2 separate regions of the Homo sapiens genome follow, and region 2 is linked to region 1. The links are chromatin contacts, found by Hi-C or POLR2A ChIA-PET in ENCODE. All regions are on one chromosome and are shown on one strand. The core of a region is the stretch at or near the end of the contact, and the rest is flanking DNA. Distances in the headings are between cores, read along the strand shown.

What was found. Hi-C counts contacts between places; a loop is a spot of excess contacts on that map. ChIA-PET counts read pairs that join two places held with the same protein, here RNA polymerase II (POLR2A). Pooled maps may share reads with other maps.
Region 2: a map of naive thymus-derived CD4-positive, alpha-beta T cell shows a loop between it and region 1 (6-fold over the local background). The contact joins the promoter of TPBGL here to the enhancer-like site in region 1. A Hi-C loop is called at or near these places in 2 of 168 maps with a recorded cell type or tissue (CD4-positive, alpha-beta memory T cell and naive thymus-derived CD4-positive, alpha-beta T cell) and 5 of 50 pooled maps. POLR2A ChIA-PET finds 5 or more read pairs at or near these places in 10 of 52 experiments (CD4-positive, alpha-beta T cell, CD4-positive, alpha-beta memory T cell, CD8-positive, alpha-beta T cell and 7 more).

Annotation. Positions count from the first base shown.
Region 1 is chr11:75,273,086-75,279,147 of GRCh38, reverse strand. It overlaps ARRB1 (arrestin beta 1), which reads left to right. Exons shown (of 16, transcript NM_004041.5): 8 at 404-539; 9 at 1,700-1,784; 10 at 2,237-2,309; 11 at 4,937-5,074. Among named protein-coding and RNA genes, the nearest start is that of TPBGL, 35 kb to the right of the region's middle. RefSeq lists an enhancer at 770-1,270. Within about 2 kb of position 3,392, at least 13 of the 41 ENCODE cell types and tissues checked have a DNase peak (open chromatin) inside an H3K27ac peak, as active enhancers do; they include CD4-positive, alpha-beta T cell and CD8-positive, alpha-beta T cell, where a contact is called at or near this core.
Region 2 is chr11:75,237,697-75,244,604 of GRCh38, reverse strand. TPBGL (trophoblast glycoprotein like) reads right to left here and starts at 3,831. Exons shown (of 1, transcript NM_001195528.2): 1 at 901-3,831. The coding sequence starts at 3,555. The coding sequence ends at 2,407. It overlaps LOC124902717 (a long non-coding RNA gene), which reads left to right and starts at 4,735. Exons shown (of 2, transcript XR_007062783.1): 1 at 4,735-4,959; 2 at 6,508-6,908. RefSeq lists silencers at 2,466-2,545, 2,676-2,925.

The sequences.
Region 1 (6,062 bases), core at 2,143-4,642:
TGTCCTTAAAGAACTTACACAAATAGTGTCCTATGTCACCAAAATAGATGACAGAGGGACACTATTTGTGTATGGTGACATAGGGAGTCAGGAAGTGACAATGTTACCTATTTGGTGACATAGGGAAGCAGGAGGTGAAAAATGTAGTCCCTGTTTCAGCATCCTGCTGGGTACCAGGACCAAATGAAGTGCAGCCACAGGGCACTTCTGGGACAGAACAGGGGAGGATGGAATGGAGCCAGATGGTGACAGACCCCTATGCTGATCTCTGCAGTTTGGCTGGATTCTAAGGTGATGGAGAGCCATGCCAGTCTCTTGAGCAGGAGAATGATGTGAGGCTCGCAAGGAGAGGGGATGAAGGCAGGTGACCCTGGTCCTCTTTCACTCCGCCCATCTCCATTAGGAATTCTGTGCGTCTGGTCATCCGGAAGGTTCAGTATGCCCCAGAGAGGCCTGGCCCCCAGCCCACAGCCGAGACCACCAGGCAGTTCCTCATGTCGGACAAGCCCTTGCACCTAGAAGCCTCTCTGGATAAGGAGGTAGGAGGCTCGGACTTGGCAGGGGGTGGGGGCTGCTCCACCAGGGCCTGGGCCTCAGATCCCAGCTCTCTCCTGGCCTGCAAGGATGCCTCAGGTAGGAGCTTCTATCCCCAGCCCAAGGACCACAGGGGTCAGGGAATCTGAGACCTCTCATGGGGGATTTGGAGAAGCCTCTTGGGCCTAAAGGAGTGGCAAAGGGGGCATGAACTTGAGAGATGTGATGGACTTCCGAAGTGAGGAGCAGACCTTCCTGAAGGTCCTGGACATCTCCCCCACACCTCCACCAGCTGCCTGCCTCAGGCCGAGTGCTGAAGGTCAACCAGCATTGCAGAGGGGGCACGGTGGGGGGCCGTGACCTTCCTGCCAAACACTGAGCGTCAGGGCGACAAGCCCTGCAGAAGGAAGGGCCTCCCCTCAAACTCTGAATCAAACCCAGCTGACTGCTGTGAGCTTAGGCTGGCCCCTCCTCAAGGTGTGGGCACCCCCTCTCTCTCGGGGCATGGCTGAAGGGAAGTGCCTTGGGGCAAGATGCAAGTTGAGGTCTTTTTGTAGGGATTCAGAGCTGGCTCCCTCAGTGAGCTGGTGAGCCCATCCTCACCTTTCCCTGCTTCTTCCAGATCCTTCTGTGGACAGAATTTAGAGCTGGCAGGGACTTCAGACATCACCTAGTCCAACCCCTTCGTTGCACAGAGGGAGACCCTGAGGCTTAGATAACCTACCCACGGTCACACTGCTTTCATCATCGTCAATGTTATTGTTGTTATTGTTGTCACAATTACTGCTGGCCAAGCCAGGGCTGGAGCCCAGGACTATCACCTTCCAATTCCGTTATCTTTCAAGGGTCCCACCAGGGAACTGAAGGCTAATGTGCTTGGTGGCTTTCATGCCACCTTAGCAGCAGTGGGAAGTGGCTGATGAACTTGGGGCAAATGTCACAATGCCTTGGGGGATTCGGAGAAGCCTCTTGGGCCTAAAGGAGTGGCAGAGGGGGCATGAACCTGAGGGATGTGATGGACTTCAGATGGGAGCAGCAGACCCTTCTGAAGGTCTGCGCAAGGTCTGGGGAACCCCAGAAGATCGCGTGGGGGCTTTTCTCCCTCCCCTTTCCCTAGAACCTTGCTGTCCTCCCAGCCAACCCCGTCCCTTCTTATGCCCCCCAGATCTATTACCATGGAGAACCCATCAGCGTCAACGTCCACGTCACCAACAACACCAACAAGACGGTGAAGAAGATCAAGATCTCAGGTATCCCAGACAGAGGGTCAGCTTAGGGGACAGCGAGAGGCAATCTTCCCAAGGGCTGGGGGTGGCTGAAGTATCTCCCCTTGTTAACAGCCTTGTATAAAAAATAGCCACTGAAGCCCAGGGCCTGCTCTGAGCCACAGGGCAAAGCTTTTGAGTTGGGTAAGGCAGGCTGCTTATTGGCTAGGTAATGAGTTTGCTCTTTAAGCCACCTCTTCAGTTTCTTGGGTTCTGGACAAAGCTGTCCTTGAGGGGAAGGCTTTGGTTATGGAAGGAAATGGGTGTGTTTGGGGCTACCCTTTGGATGTAAGACAGGGGTGGTCTTATGCAGAAGTCCCCACTGGTGGCCTCTGGCCATTGCCTGGGGCTGAATATCCCCAACCCGGGGACGCCTGTGAGACTCCATGGGAGCTACATTCCCGACTCACTCCACCTTGATTCCTCTCCCTCCCTAGTGCGCCAGTATGCAGACATCTGCCTTTTCAACACAGCTCAGTACAAGTGCCCTGTTGCCATGGAAGAGGCTGAGTAAGTGGGCACAAGTCTGGCCTTGGGCGTATGGGATTGGGTGGGAAAAAGAGAAGCTCTAGGTGTCCTGTTACAGGTCCAGGTGGCTCTTCTCCACCTGGCAGAGGGCTGGGCCTCAGACTTCCTTGCCACTCAGAGTAGATGATCCCGAAGAGCCTTTTAGAAACCATCCACCTGATTTAGCTTCAAGAAAATGCATGCTACAGTCAAGGAAGAGACCCACTAAAACTAGAGTGACAAAACAATAGCTAATGAATGTAAGGGGATTGGGGTTGTGAGAAGAAATAATTACGTTGTACAAGAAACCTAGGTTGAAGGGAAATACTTTGTTCTTGGCTTCCTGGTAGCCAGGGCAAAGTGGGTAAGGCACTAGGTACACAGCTCTTGTCTGATAAAGGGGTAATCCAACTCATTGGGAAAAAGGGGTTGTGTGTGGGAGTGCAGAGAATAATTACACACAAAAAAATCATCTAGGTTTGAGGAGAACTGCTATGGTTGAGCATGGATCGAACTTTGTCCCAGGCTTGTTGGCAGCTAAGGCAAGTGGAGAGATCTGAAGTGAAACATCTTTACTTACCTAAAGGAAGTAAATGCTCCCATTCAAAGACATACACATTTTTTTTTCCTGGCCCTGCAAGTAATTTCTTGGGGCAATTATACCTGATATAATTTTACATGTATATGTGTATTTGTTTATGTATAATTCCAATCAGTATTTCTTGCAACTGAAAATATTTTTAAAATGTTACTACATGGCCTTTGAAATAGTTTTTAATGTCCTATAGGTGAACATGCTATGATTAGATCAAGCTTTCTCTGGTTACTGGATATTTTTCATATCCACTGTTGATTTTTTCAAAAAAATCAGAGCTATGAGGCATAGATTCCTGATGGTAAAGTGAAGTGATCTAGAACCAGAGTAACATATAATCCCTAAAGAGTAGAAAATCCCAACCACTGCAGATGGTGCCAGCGTCTGCATAACGAATACCAGCAGGGATGGCTGGGGAGGCATTTGCACTCACAGACTTGTTTACTTCTCAGGAAGCGCTGTGGGGCTGGGGTTGCTGCTGCCCCAGTATGTAGAGGAGGAAGTGGCTCAGAGAGATGTGACTTGCAAGTTAGCAAGCAGCAAAGCTGGGGCTGGAACACGGTCGTCCGACTCCAAGGCTTGTTCACTATCTGCTGCATGACAGCTCTCTCATTGGAAAGGATGGGGGATAGAGCAAAAGCAAGTAAAAATTGGACAATCAAAACACCCTATATATGATGGATGTGATCAAGCAAGTAAAGTTTTAATTGTTGAGCCTAGATGGTGGGTATATGGGTGCCCAAATAGCTTCATTTATGGTTTATGTGTAGCTATAATTTTTTCTTTTTAAAATGTGTTTAGAGACAGGGCTGGTGCTCACGCCTATAATCCCAGCACTTGGGGAGGCTGAGGCAGGCAGATCACTTGAGGTCAGGAGTTTGAGACCATCCTGGCCAACATGGCAAAACCTCATCTCTACTAAAAATACAAAAATTAGTCGGGCATGGTGGCGCGCCCCTGTGATCCCAGCTACTTGGGAGGCTGAGGTAGGAGAACTGCTTCAACCTGGGAGGTGGAGGTTCCAGTGAGCCAGGATCGCACTACTGTACTCTAGCCTGGGCGACAGAGCAAGACTCTGTCTCAAAAAAATAAAATAAAATAAAATAAAATAAAATAAAATAAATTTAAATTAAATTTGTTTAGAGACAGAGTTTCACTCTGTTGCCCAGGCTGGAGTGCAGTGGTATGATCATGGCTCACTACAGCCAGCCTCGAACTCCTGGGCTCAAGTGATCCTCCTGCCTCAGCCTCCCAAGTAGCTAGGACTACAGGTGTGCACCACCATATCAGGCTAATGTTTAAAATTTTTTGTAGCGATGGGGTCTTGCTATGTTGCCCAGGCTGGTCTCAAACTCCTAGCCTCAAGCAATCCTCCTGTCAGCCTCTCAAGTTGCTGGGATTACAGGCATGAGCAACTGTGCCTGCTGTGGCTGTACTTTTTTTTTTTTTTTTTTTGAGATGGAGTCTTGCTCTGTCACCCAGGCTGGAGTGCAGTGGAGCAATCTCGGCTCACTGTAAGCTCCACCTCCCAGGTTCATGCCATTCTCCTGGCTCAGCCTCCTGAGTAGCTGGAACTACAGGCGTCCACCACCATGCCCGGCTAATTTTTTTGTATTTTTAGTAGAGACGGGGTTTCACCTTGTTAGCCAGGATGGTCTCCAACTCCTGACCTCGTGATCTACCCGCCTCGGCCTCCCAAAATGCTGGGATTACAGGCGTGAGCCACTGCACCCGGCTGGCTGTAATTCTTTAAATAAATGTGCTTTTTAGCACTGTGCTGCTTGACTAGGATAATCTTTTAGAATATCCGAGATTCAGTCCTGTTTGTGCGTAGAATGTAGATGTGCCTCTTTTGAGTGGCAGTGGTCTCCTTGCCCGAGCTGGGCTGGCCCAAGTGGTCCGTGTGTCTGGGGGACAGAGGTTGGGAGAGGGAGACTTGGAGCAGGCTCAGACTAGATATTCTGCTGGGCTGGAGATCAGGGCTGGGGTTGGCTCTGGGGAGGGCCATCTCCACAGCTGCTTCCTTTCTTCCCAGTGACACTGTGGCACCCAGCTCGACGTTCTGCAAGGTCTACACACTGACCCCCTTCCTAGCCAATAACCGAGAGAAGCGGGGCCTCGCCTTGGACGGGAAGCTCAAGCACGAAGACACGAACTTGGCCTCTAGCACCCTGTGAGGACCTGCCCTCCTAGCCCTGGGCTCCTAGTGCATCTTGCCTGATGGGGCCACACCCTCCTTGGTCCCCCCAGTTCAAAGACAAGGCTCAGGCTACCCTCTCCATAGCCTTGTCAGGGCCTGTCCTCAGGTGCTTGACTTGTCAGGGAAGCTGCCTCCTTACTCCCAACCCTACCCAGGGGTGACTGAGAGAATAAGATGGACCACTAGGCCAGCTCACTCAGGCAGTGCTGGGCTCTGCTACCATGCCTGGGGGAGGGCAACCTGGGAAGGCTTCCTGCAAGAGGTGGCAGCTTCTGACGTAATGCCTTCAGTCAGATGGGGTGTCCCTGAGGAGAGACCAGGGTGGTGAGCTGGGTTAGACCCAACATGGGGTGCCCCTCCAAGTCAGGGGTCCCAGGGCATCTGGTCACTCCTGCTGCACAGTCATCGTGGACGCCTCTAGGCTACTCTGCTCCAGCAGAGCCCTGGCTATGGGGATGCCATCTTGCCCTCTTGCCAGTGTGGTCCTTCAGTGGGGCTTTGGCCTACGTCTAGAGCAGCCGCCACTCCCAGCACAGACTCAGCTCTCTTCAGCAGCCCCTGCACAGCCTCCCACTTACCTGAAGCTTTTTGCCCTGTCTCCACCCTGGCTCACACCCTACCCATCTTCAAGACCCAGCTGAAGCACCACCTCTGCGGAGAAGTCCTTCTCTGATGGCCCCCACCCCACCCCACCCCAGCTGCCTCGCCCTCTGTGAACTCCCCGTGTGGCCCTTTCTGCCCATGGGTTGCTGAGAGAAGCAGAATCCATCTGAGGGGAGGAGGAGCCTGGCCCTCATGGCGGGGACGCTGGCCTGGGCAGGGAGAGGGGCTCAGCAGGGCCACACAGTGAGCGAGTCTCACAGTCAGACTTGGAACCGGGGCTCTGGGTCCCTGCTACCTAAGGGCACTGCTCGCCTTCCTCATCTCCACTGGGCTCTATTGGACATGGTAGCTGAGTGGC
Region 2 (6,908 bases), core at 2,582-5,081, 35 kb after region 1:
CTGGCCCCATGGCAAAGCTGGGGCTGTCAGAGTCCCAGGCAGGCTCCTCAGACACTGAAAGGAAGGGAGGGAGGGAGCCTCCCATCACGAGATGATGCCTCCTGTTGAGACAGCTTAGGAGGCTTCCCACATTACCTCTGCAGTCCTTTTCAATAGTTAGAAGGCACACATTCTAGAATTATGTGGCCCTGAAATTAGAAAATGCCAGAATTCTAGGCTTCTGCCCTATGGTTCTAGGGCTCTGTGACCCTGAATGCAAAACAATCCAGCCTGGGGACCTGGAGGCCCTCCTGGCCCTCCGGTCCCCTGGCTTCACATATCTCAAGGAGTCATTTCATCCACACTCCCCACACGCAGCCTCTCACATACCCAACACGCAGGTCTTACCCTCTGGCCAGGAGAGTGTGAAGTGACACAGGACATAAAGGAGTATCAGATAATAATTCATTAGAGGGGATGATCCCAAAGCAGCAAACAATCCCTCTTTCCTGTCTGAATTAACTCCTCATTCTCTGTAGCTGGATTTCCTCCCGGATGGTCTTGGCTGAGGCTAATGTTTCTTAGTCTAACTCCATCCCCATCCTGAAGATGAGGAACGGGAGGGAAGAGGATGTAGAGGAAGTGTCGAATCCCACTTTGGCTGTGCATAACCCCTCCTCCGATGATAGAAAGCAGGCTGGCTTGGGGAACAATGTCATCCCAATGGGAAGTCCCTCCATGTATCTAACCTTAATCCTGCTATGTGCAATCAGAACCCATTTCTCCTCCCACAGTCTGGGAGAACGCATCAAGGGTCACTGCCCCACCAAAAAGAAGTCCAAAATGCCCTCCCAAGAGTCCCCTCCCACCCCCATCAGTACTCCAAGGTCAGCAGGAATGATACGGCACCACTAACAAGAGTAGAGTATCTGAGATTATTGCAGACTTTATAGAAAACTGCTCAAGGGAGATCCAGATTTTCTGGGTATGGGGAGGGCAGGCAGGCCTCAAGCCAATATATTAAAGGAAGGTGACTTCCTGTGTGCAGACGCAGCACAGGCCAGCCATTCTGCCTGATCTAGAGGGTGGGGAGTCAGGGAGAGGGGGTCCTCTCCCCCACTCACCAATTGTGCTTTGGGATCATGGAGAAGGCAAGGTGCTGAGCTTCTGACCCTGAACCAGGAGGGCTTGTGCCTGAGGCAGGAGGAAAGACCTACTTCTCTTTCAGAAGATACACGGGGTGAGGTGGTGGTGGTAGCGGTGGTGGCAAGGAATCCCCAAGGGCGAAGAGCCACAGGGGTGGGAGAGAGCATAGAGAAATCGAAGGGCAGCAACTTCCAGCCCTTCAGACCCCACTTCCTGCCCCTCTCTGAGGCCACGATGCCCCACTATCCCTTTCACACACCCAAGACTCTCTCCTTCCCTACAAGGATCTGCCAGTATGCACTAGGGGTGCATGGCACCTGCACCTATCCGGCAGGACTGAAGAGCTCGTCCTGGGACGAAAAGGGGATGAGGACATCCCAGGGACGGATTCCTCACTGGACCTTGACTAGTGAATGGCAGGGGTGGGTGCTGAGTGCCAGCATTGGGTATGGGGGGGGGGTCAAGAGCCAAAGGCTTGGGCAGGAGGACGAAAGTCAGATCGGGGTGAAGAGCTGAGAGTCTGAGACTGGGGACCAGCACTGAGTATCGGGAGGTCAGCGCCCTGGTGGGAAAGGCTGAGAGTTGGCTCCACACTAAGGCTAGATGGGCTGTGCTTGTCCCTGGGATGGGAGGGACAGACTAGGAGCTGAGCCCCATGCCTGAGCCGAGGAAGGGAAGGGCCTGAGCCAGAGGCGGGGGTGGGTGAAGGGGGGGCAGGGGTATGAAATATATTCTTAGATGAGGGGAGGGTGCCCAATCCTCAGAGCCCCAGGGTTGGGCCTCCATGCAGGATGGAGGGCTCTGAGCTCTGGGATGGGACAAAGGGCTCAAAATCCACAAAACCATTCTGATGGGGGTGCTGTGCTTCGAGTCCAGAATGGGATGGAAGGGCCCTCAAGCCCCGGAGGGGACTGAGGGCTCCGAGCTGGCGAGGGAGGTCAGTGCAGTCTCGGGTGTCGGAGCTCCAAGCACAGGGTGCTGGGGGCAAGTCTCAGAGCTTTGGCCTTGAAGGACAGATTCTCTGTGTGAGCTCCGAGACGGGGAACGGACTTTCAGTGGTTCAGGAGGGAGGTTTCGGAAACTAGGGTGGGCAGGCGGGGTTTCTGGATTCGGACCGGCTATCTCTGGGTCTTTGACGGTGGGAGCTCTCGGAGGCGGGAACGAGAGGGTACGGCTTAGCGCCTCCGAGTCAGGGGAAGGTCTCAGAGCTCGGGGCTCGCGGGTGTCTCATCTCCACGGCTTCGGGCCAGGCAAGGGAAGCCCCGAGCCCGGGGGCGCCGCTCAGAGCCCCGAGCCCGGGGAGGTGGCGCGGGAGCCCGCGGGCGCGGCGGGCGCGGGCGCGCGGCGCGGGTCGGCGTCCTGCTCGTAGCGGTAGTGGTAGCCCTCCATCTGGTCCCGGCACGCCTCGCGCAGGTTGCGCATCCAGCGCTGGATGCCGCGGCGGTTTAGGTAGAGCACCATGAGGAAGATGAGGCCGATGAGTGCCAGCACCAGCCCGAAGAACACGTAGGAGGCTTCCAGCTCCGGGCCGGCGGCCTCCGCCTCCTCTCCGCGAGCGTCGGCGCCGCTGTCCGCGCAGCGAAGCCGCGCCCCGTCCAGGTCCAGTAGCGGCCGGTCTAGCAGCGCCCGCGGGGCGGCGCAGCGCAGGCGCCGCGAGTCGGGCACGCGCTCCGTGGCGTTGCGCAGCCAGGCCAGCAGGGGGCGTGCGGCACAGCCGCAGCGCAGGGGGTTGTCGGCGAGCAGCAGGCGCGGCCCGGGGAGGCCGCCATCGCGCTCCAGCGCGCGCAGCTCGTCGGGGTCCAGGCCGGCCAGCGCGTTGAGGCGCACGTCCAGCTGCTCCAGGCGCGCCAGGCGCAGGGCGGCTGGCGGCAGACGGCTCAGCGCGTTGCCCGCTAGGCCCAGCAGGCGAAGCTCGGCCAGCGGTGCCAGCGCAGCGTCCAGCGCGGCCAGCAGCGCGGGGCCGCCGCGCACCAGCGCGTGGTTGAGCTGCAGCGAGCGCAGCGCGGGCAGCCCGCGGAAGGCGCCGCCGCCCAGGGCGCGCAGCGGGTTGTGGCTGAGGTCGAGCGCCGCCAGGCTGGGCAGCCCGTCGAAGGCGCCGTCCTCCACCACCTCGATGTGGTTGTGCGTGAGGCGCAGCGCGCTCAGGAGCGGCAGGCGCACGCCCGCCGCCTGGTCGCCGTCCCCGTCCCCGCCGGCGAAGGCGGCCGCGCGCAGCACCGTCAGGTTGGCGCCTACGATGGTGAGGTTGCGCGCGTCGGGCGGCACGTCCCGCGGAGGCTGGCGGAGCTCGGCTCCCGACGCGCAGCGCAGCAGCAGCTTGGGGCCGCCGAAGCAGTAGCACTGGAAGGGGCAGGGTGCCGCGGGCTGGCTCAGCGCCGCCGCCACGAGCAGCAGCCCCTGGAGCCCCGGCTGTCCCGCGCGCGGGGCCATCGCGGCCGCCCCCGCATCCAGCGCCCGGGCCGCCGCGCTCACCAGTGAGTTGGGAGCGCCTGGTGGGGGGCACGGGTGGGGCGAGTCCTTGACCCGGAGCGGCTGGCAGTCCCGGTCGGTCCGTTCGCTGTCTCGAAAGTCTGAGGAGCCGCACTTACTGGCTGACTGGCCGGGGGCAAGAGGGGTCAGACGGGGAGCGGAGCCCCCCGCCCCCGGTGCCCTCGCCCTGCGCGCCGGCCTCCGGCTTCCGCGGCCGCTCCGGGCTCCGAGCCGAGTGGGCAGGGTTTGCCTCCCCCCTCCCCGCCTCCCGGTCTCGTCCTCCGCCCCCAGCGGAGTCTCCGCGCCCTCCTCGCCGTGGGAGGCGGGGTGGGAGGCTCCCGAGAATCAGGGCTGTCGGCTGCTGCGCTTTCTCTTCATCCTCTCCGCCCCCGCCCCTCCGGGCTGCCGAGAAGTTTGGCTCCTGGAGGCTCCGACTTGGTTTTCCTCCTCCTCCACCCCCAACATTTAAGCTGGGTCCTTCCTCCTCCTTCTCCAGCACGTGTGGGGCGGGGCCCGACTGCGGAGAGCAGGCAGGTGGGTCACCACCAGGGAGAATTCGGGGGTTGGGGAGGACTTTAGAGCTGCTCCTACTACCGGAGGAAGGGATGAGGGGTGGGCTGAGAAAGTTACTCATTTTCCGGCCTCTTCCTAAGGCAGAGAGACTGGAAAATCCCCAGTCTCTGCTTCCTCCTCTGCGACCCTAGTTCCATTAGACCTGGCTGTGTCACCACCCCTGCAGGTCCTATGGGACCAGCTTTTTCTCCATCCCATCCCATCCCATTCTCAGGAGAAGTCTGTGGCACCCGCTCCCCTCCCACCCACCAACTCTGGCTGCTCTGCCTCTGCCAGGAGTTCCCCCGTGTGGTTTCCTCCACCGGGCTGGGCTTCTCTGCCAAGCACTGTCCTAGGCACAGAGACCCGGGGGTGTAGTGATTCTGCTCTTTGCTTTCACTCCCTGCCCCCAAACCTCTTAAGACTCCTGGGGTTCCGTTGGACACTGTCAACTAGTCCCTCCAGGCTTCTCCGCCTGTGAGTGGGGTTTGGGGCACCAGAGGTTGGGAGAGCAGGAGCAGATTTTGCAGCATGGAGTTGGGGGTCTCAGAAGGGGCCAGGGCTGAGGGTGGGGGGGCTGAGCTGTTTACAGATTTGTTTTGTTCTGGATTTTTTTTCCCCCAGAACTGGGAAGCTCTAAACCTGATTTAAAGAGACAGGCTCCTGAGAAGGGAGGATTCCTGGCCTTAGCATGAATTATTCAGGCTGGAGAGGCTGACACTTGATCCGCAGGCCATTCGGGTATCAGCAGAGCTGGTTGGAATAGAGGCTCCCCACCTCCTCCCAAGAATCAGTCTCTTTCTCCTGAATTGGGTACGGTTGTTATGTTGACTCCTTCCCTGAGGTTATATTTAACAGATCGACCAAAGGATCAATACCACTTAAGGAGAAGAGGCAGACCCTGCAGTGGCCTGGGTCTTGGGCAAGGACCAACATTAAGGAACAGAGCTGGTGATGATGGGGGTCTCCCAGCTCTCCCCTCCTCCAAGCCCCTCTCTCTTCCCTACCCCCTGTCTTAACTCTCCCAGGTATGAGAGCTCAGATGTGTCTCATGCAAGTCCATGCAGACTCATTCATATGTGGACATAGGATCGTAGGTTTGAGTGCGTCCTGGCATGTGTCCATAAATTCATAAAGACATACATATTTGAATATGCACACTTCTGAGCCCATGCAGGTTCGTGGATACATTCTCAGAGGGCAAGCTTACAGGCCCATGCTTAAGCCATGCCAAGCATAGGGACCCAGCGATTGGCTAGCACAGTCAGACCCTACTCCTCCTGCCCTGCACCATGCCCTTGGTCTGTGGAGGTAACAGGCTGGTGATGTCTTTTCTCACATGGGCACACGTGCTCAAGTAGATGCCACTGGGGCTGGGCCCCCAGCTATAGCCCTCCCCTAAACCCCGGCCCACACAGCAACATGCCCCAGCTCTGACATCTCCCCTGGTAGGAGGCACTAGGTCGTTTTCACTTTTCTGTTTCCAGTATAGAGACTATCTCAGGAGAGTGTGTGGTGCAAATGACAGACTGAATGAACAGAAGTCTCTGTTTCCTTGTCTGCTTCCAGGCCCTGAGGAATCAGACCACTACCAAGGCTGGAACTCCTTCCCCAGGCCCCGGTGGTGGCTGGCCTCAGATTGGCTGATGCCCCCCTCCCCTGCTGCCCCCCAGGAAAGGAGCTGCAGGACCACAGGCAGCCTTGATTGGGGGGGTGCTCAACACCTCATTTGGGGAAATGAGGCCTGGAGAGAATTTAGAATCATCAGGTGCCAGAGAATAAGGCAAATGTCGTCTGTTTTGCACAAATGGGGAAATAGGCCAGAGGGGCCCCAAGGCCCCTGTCAAGTTTTCAGAGTTTAGCCTAGAAACCTGACCCCAGGGTCCTTGCCCAGGACTCTGTCCAAGATGGTGGGCTGCATCTGAGAGGGTCCTGCACCACAAGGAATGCTTATCCTGACCCCAAGAAGCTGAGGCTGGGAATGGATGCCATGGTTGATCTGGTGTGACCTCAGGCCTTTCTCAATCTTGGGCTGTCACCTTCCTCTTCTATAAGGTAGATAGGCTTTAAATTCCTGTTCTTCCTATTCCTCTCAGGGCTGTTATGATAAAGTGAGTTGAAAGTGCCTCAAAACAAGAAAAAACATTTCACCTGGGTCTGGGGGCCTAGCACCCGTCCTGCCAGACCCTGGGTAAGGCATTGCCCCTCTCTGGGACTAATTAGCTCCCATGTCATTTTTCCCTGTTCCATGTTCTTTCCTTCTCCAACACAGCAGATTTGTGGTGGATGTTAATGAGTCTCTGCTTGTCTCTCTGTATGGCCTCTACTCAGCCTCCTCTCCTCTCTTCCCACTTTGTAAAGGTGCTTCCCGTCTAAATTCTCCTGGAACCAATTTCTCTCTGTCCAAGTTCCCCAAGGAATCAAGTCTGCGAGCCATTGGGGCTGAGGGATCTCTGTTCTTTGGAGGAACAGCGCTCTCCATCTTAGATTTGCCAGTGTTCAGTATGCATTAAGTGTTCAATAAATGTGTGTCCACTTGAGTCTGAGGCTGTGTGTTTATTCTCTGATGCATCTGGTGGAAGTCTCTTTTCTTGGACTGTTTGCCCCAGCTGGGGTGCTCTCCTCTTGATTCTGTTTCTCCAGTCCAGTCAGCTGTCCCTCAGGACTTGTGAGTTTTGCCCCCTTCAGGGAGCCCTCATGGCTTCCCTCTCCATCCTTTGAACTTCACTGATCAATTAGAGGGCTAAGACTCCCCTGATCTT